2 separate regions of the Homo sapiens genome follow, and region 2 is linked to region 1. A link is a loop called in an ENCODE intact Hi-C map of the cell type or tissue named here. Cell type or tissue: endothelial cell of umbilical vein. All regions are shown on one strand. Each heading gives the region's core, and the rest is flanking DNA. Links, peaks and the distances in the headings are about the cores only.

Region 1 (2,920 bases), core at 327-2,826:
TAAGCCAGTGAGGAAAGTGCTAGAGCTGGGATTTGAATCCAGGGCTTCCTTTCTTCTTCCCTCCACCCACCACCCTACCCAGTGGACTTGTATATAAAAGTACCCGGGACTTTCAGTACTGGAGAAAATGAGACTAGAGGGTTGAATCAGCTTTTATAATGACTTCTGACTCAGTCTCTGATACTCAGCAGGTTAAATGCCGGAAAGAGTGTGTCTTTGTTTCCATAGTTACAAGACAAGGCTTCTGATACCTGTTTCCAGCTTTCCTTGCAAGAATATTATAAAGATAAATAAGCTGATTAAGTAACACAAGGGAAGGTCCTTAGAACTACTGCTTTTGTGTGTAAAACAAAATAAGATAGGAGACTGACGTTAAGAGAGTCTTACACTCTATTTCATCAAGTTTAGGATGCCACTGATATAAAGACACATCCCAATTTCACAGACGTTTAAATGTGTGTCTTAAAATACATAACATATTTGATAGTATCAGATCTCAAAAGTTTTCTTAGGAAAGATGCATCATTTTAAAAGCAAAATAGGCTAGACATGGTGGCTCACACCTGTAATCTCAGCATTTCAGGAGGTTGAGGCAGGAGGATCACTGGAGCCCAGGAGTTCAAGGCTACAGTGAGCTATGATCATGCCACTGCACTCCAGCCTGGGAAACAGAGAGAGACCCTGTCTCTGAAAATAAATTGAAAGCATAATGTATATTTGTATGAACTTGCATGGAATGGTGTCTATGAATGAATGAAGCAAGTTGTACAATAGCATATACAGCATAAACCAATTATGTTAACCACAGATGCACATTCAAAACACTATTAAATATTGATGAACATTTTTAGATATATTTCTGGAGAGTCACACAGCAGCTTGCTAGTACTGGTTACCTCTGTGGAAGAAACTACAGTTGCAGTGGGAAAGTAATCAAAAGGGACTGGACTCAACCATGACATTAAAGAAGATATTCATGCATATATTATAAGAAATAGTTTTTTAAAAGGATAAATTACAAATTAGATTTTAAAAAATCCACCCACAATCTCATCAATAGGAAAAAGTCTAGAAGAATTTTTTAAAAAATGCCCATAATTCTACCACTGAAATATAAAGGTTACTTATTGCTTATAACTTGCTTTTGTCAAATTTTCCCATCAGCAAATATAATAGATCTAACCAATATCTTAAAAAGACAATCATATCTACCCCTCTCAGGAGTGCAGACCAACCACAAAGCAAGTTTTATTTTTGGCTAGAATTGCATCAACAGAAGGCCCATTGTCACAGTCCCATTGGAAGGGACAGTGATCAAAAGTCACAGTTGTGTTGTAAAGTCTATCTGTTATTTCTTGGTAAACAAAGCTTATTTAGCAAAGCCTTTCAAAACATGAGAAGGCAAAACAAAAAGTGAAATGGGTGAAGAGATGGAACCACTACGGTGACCTGAAGGACTGGTGCCTCAGGAGGGCCGTGACTGCCCTCTAGGGGTGAAAGACTAACTTTGCACACAGAGCTGCGCAAGGCCCTAACAAGCGTAATCTCAGAAATGCTATCCCTCTCCCAGTAACGTGACCTTGAATCTGTGGTTGTTGGTCATCATCACTGCTTTTATTGCGTAATTGCCATCTATTTTTCCGTTTCTCCTCTTGGCCTGTGGATGAGTTGTAGACAGTAGCTACTTTCATTGACAAAATGTTCCTTTCAGCTTTACCAAAGACAAAAGACGCATGTGGCATCTAGGCTGGAAAATAAACTCAGACGGCATCCTGGGAGGGCCCTCACTCAGTGGTTTTACGGGGGCGAAGGGAGGCAGGAGGAAAGTGCTGAAAGAAAATACTTTCCAAAAATATTTACCAAAGAAAAAGAACTAGGCTTGTGACCAAGACATTCCAAGGAGACACCCTTAGACATAAGCAATATTCCAGGCCCGCTCCCCAGAAAGGTAGAAATGGCCAATTTCCACCCCCTCAACAGCCCCGCTCATACTTCTTCTGAAAATAAACACGACTAGAGCCAGGAGACACCTCCCCAAACTGGTCATAATTCAAAAAGAGACTCTGCCGTCACTTGCCGGGGAGTGCACAGAGGACATTGTGGAGCCGGGGTTCTTGGAAAGACCATGACTATAGTTACCTCCTTTGGTTGAACCAAAGGAGGTAACTGGGAAAAAGGCTGTGTGAACCATTCTTCTCCCAGCGTAGTTTTGAGAAAGAAATCTCAGGGCAGACAACAAGAAGGGTGGCCCAAATAACTGAAGGAAGTCATTCCCATTATTCCTTTTCTTTTCCTTTTTGGACAGTGTCTCGCTTTGTCACCCAGGCTGGAGTGGCACAATCTCGGTTCACTGCAACCTCCACCTCCTGGGTTTAAGTGATCCTCATGCCTCAGGTGCCTGAGTAGCTGGGATTACAGGCGCCCACCACCACGCCCAGCTAATTTTTGTATTTTTAGTAAGACGGGGTTTTGCCGTGTTGCCCAGGCTGGTCACAAACTCCTGACCTCAGGTGATCCACCCTCCTCAGCCTCCAAAGTGTTGAGATTACAGGCGTGAGCCACCACACCCGGCCTACTATTTCTTTTCTTTCCGAAGAGAAGGTCTTACAGTCTGAACCCCTTACTTACGCACTGTCTGGTTTATATTCAACTGAGCTTGGAGCTTTTCCTGAAGCCTCCCATGTGGCCAGGACCCTCTTTTCCAGTCTGCCACAAACCTTGCAGTCTGAGGGACCTCTGACACTGCAAGTCAAAGCCGCATTCCTCCTCCCTATAACATCCTTCCATGGACTGGGTGTGCCTCCTCCATCTGTGTGACTAACAAGGCTCACCTATGATCTTGTCCCCACGATCAGGCCAACGTCTTCACCCTTGGGCAAATGTACCTTGTTCGTTGCCATGTTCATGCATTTGCCCACAA
Region 2 (2,920 bases), core at 157-2,656, 94 kb before region 1:
CCCATACTCTTTTATTGTCTGTCTTCTCACTACTACTAATGATGATGGCGTATCAGCTATGGTGCTAAATTTGTCCTCTAGGTCTTACAACCACCCTACACAGTTGGTGGCAATACCCTTGTGCAGATGAGAAAACCACTTTTAAAGAGAGATTAAACAACATGCTCAAGGTGGCACAGTAAATAGACACCAGGGGCAGAGGTTGGGATGTCTCCCAAACTCTTTCCCTGCATCACTGTACTACACTACACACTGGTTGAAAACAACTTGTTGGCACCCCAGACTGGCAAAAAAAAGCCATATAAATAAAAGACTTGAAGAGCATCTGCTGGATGCCCTGGGAGGTCAAACAAATACCTCCCTGCCCTTAACATTCACAGGTGATAACTGATACAGAAAGGTCTGAAGGTCACTGCTGGGAGATCTTGGAACAACTCCTTTTCAAAACAGCCTTTCGGCATCAGTTTTCTTATTCTTAGTACTTATTCTCAGTAAATTTCCCTTCTTCTGGCCTGCTTTTAAGCCACATAATTGTAACAAGACGGGATGTGGCTCAAGAGGCTGAGCACCTTAAGGCCTCTCATTATAGCCTTTGTTTCATTACAGTTTGCCAATTTGACCTTCATTCCTGCTGGTCCATTGGTAAACTTGCAGCCTGCACAGGTCCACACAAACAGCTGAAGCATGATCCTCCTTTAATAGAAGGCTGTGCTCATGGTCCTTTAAATTATGCATTCTTTCATTTGTGCAAACTAGGCCAGGAGAGGGACTTGTAAAACAGCCTCAATCCTTACATTGTCTGGACATAAAAAATAAATATATGGAAGCAAAATCCATTGTCAGATTTTAACAAAAGAAGAAAGGAAGAAATAAACAATGGCACAGAGTAGACACCCCCCAAAAAAAAAAACGGAGAAAGAGAAGGCAAGAAAGTGATAACATGGGCCGGGCATGGTGGCTCACGCCTGTATTCCCAGCACTTTGGGAGGCCCGAGGCAGGTGGATTGCCTGAGGTCAGGAGTTCGAGACCAGCTTGGCCAGCATGGTGAAAACCTGTCTCTACTAAAAATACAAAAATTAGCCAGGCATGGTGGCAGGCACCTGTAATCCCAGCTTCTCGGGAGGCTGAGGTAGGAGAATCACTTGAACCCAGGAGGTGGAGGTTGCAGTGAGCCAAGATCGTGCCATTGCACTCCAGCCTGGGCAACAGAGCGAAACCCCGTCTCAAAAAAAAAAAAAAAAAAAAAGAAAAAAAAAAAGAAAAAAAAGAAAAAAAGCGATAACAAAAGATGGACTGTGTAGGGTCTTTTTAAAAATGGAGTGGCATGTTTTGGAACTGAAATAAAAAAACCCTGCAAATCCAAAAAAGGAAGTAGCTTCTGACCCTTTTCTAGACTCTGGAATGAACAAGCAAAACTGATTATGATCAGTGTCAAGAAGTATTTGCCAATTTCTATGAAACTGTGAACGTAAAGAAAGGCCTGTGAGTCATAAGTACAGGAGAGGAAATTAACTGCAATATTTACTGTGCAGATTCTGATTCACTACTGTTTTGGGACAAAGCCTGGTTGCTGTTAGCAGATGCATTTACATTCTGCTGGAAGCTCAATCTTATCAAGCCACATTAGCTAATAAATTACTTGTGAGTTGTCCTAATATTTTACATGGAAGATTCAGAAAAACCAGTAAGACTCCTGAGTGTTATTTCTTAAGTAAAATTCAGAAGAGAAATAAGTTAGCAAAAAAATCTCAATACAAGTGAGGTCTACCTTAAGAAAACATGATAGACAGCATTTTGGTCTTGCAAAATAGATAAACTAGGGTAAGGTATTTGTTTGACTGGGTTTTTTTATTATGCTCTGCAAACTCTCTCCACTCCTACAAATGGAAACAAGTATGATGTCCATCAAAAGTGAAGTGGTTAAATAAATTATGTATTTCCACATCATGAAGCACTAGGCAGCTTTAAAAAAGTGAAAAGAAATCGGTTTATAAGTGAGCTAGAGAAATATGGCAAGGTATGAAACACTGTATATATTAGATTTCTCTGTCTTTGTAAATGCTTAGAATATACACTGACAAAATCTAAATGAACTGGTACCATTTTTTTAACAGTTGCTGGTTGTCATGGAGGAAAAATGGGGATTGCAGAAGACTTCTTCCCCTAAAGCATTTTTTTGTAGTGTTTGCTGCCATTTTTTCTTCCTTGCCCTCATGAGTATTTCTTACTCTGGGTAAAAAAAAAAAAAAAAGCTAACAATAAATAAAATTGATTTTAAAAAATATTTGAAAAAATTGGGTATCCTTCATTTCTAATATTATTGATTAGAAATTAGGTTTTAGAAGTCAATTTTGAAATATAAGCAGGAACAATAGTACTTATACTCCTCCTGGAAATTAATTAAGTATTCCTTAAATTGATCTTGGTCACAGAGCTTATAGAATAAAAATGTTAACAGTATGATTACAAACATGCTCTCTCATTGTCCTCTACTGCTTGTTGAATGATGCGCTGTTGTTTTCATTGATTTTTTTTTTTTTTTTTCTGACACAAGGTTTTGCTCTGTCACCCAGGCCGGAGTGCAGTGGCATGATCATAGTTCATTGCAGCCTCAACCTCCCAGGCTCAAGTGATCCTTCTACCTCAGCCTCCTGTATAACTGGGACTACAGGCATTTGCCACCATGCCTGGCTAATTTGTTAAGTTTTCTTTTTCTTTTTTTTTGTAGAGATGGGGTCTTGTCACATTGCTCAGGCTGGTCTTGAACTCCTGGCCTTAAGTAGTCCTCCCATCTTGACCTCCAAAAGCACTGGGATTACAGGCATGAGCCACCACCCTCGGCCTTATCAATAATTTCTAGTAAGAAGCCTCAACGCCCTACTAGCCTGATCCAGGAAAGCTGGATCAGTATTGGAGGTG

The links. A loop is a pair of places that touch in the nucleus more often than their neighbours do. Peaks named below come from ENCODE experiments on the same cell type or tissue, not always from the same donor. Only the 100,000 strongest peaks of a DNase experiment are listed, where the experiment ranks them.
Region 2: a loop joins it to region 1, with 4 times the contacts of the local background. A loop is called at or near these places in 9 of 110 quality-filtered maps.

Annotation. Positions count from the first base shown.
Region 1 is chr3:69,305,066-69,307,985 of GRCh38, forward strand. The region is part of intron 3 of FRMD4B (FERM domain containing 4B); the gene reads right to left. Among named protein-coding and RNA genes, the nearest start is that of FRMD4B, 80 kb to the right of the region's middle. In endothelial cell of umbilical vein, for the core only: a CTCF peak has its summit at 1,509 (motif pointing left); a DNase peak (open chromatin) is centred at 1,506; H3K27ac peaks cover 260 bases.
Region 2 is chr3:69,211,134-69,214,053 of GRCh38, forward strand. All of the region lies in intron 11 of FRMD4B (FERM domain containing 4B), which reads right to left. Among named protein-coding and RNA genes, the nearest start is that of LMOD3, 90 kb to the left of the region's middle. In endothelial cell of umbilical vein, for the core only: no CTCF peak of the experiment used is centred there; a DNase peak (open chromatin) is centred at 1,518; H3K27ac peaks cover 1,950 bases.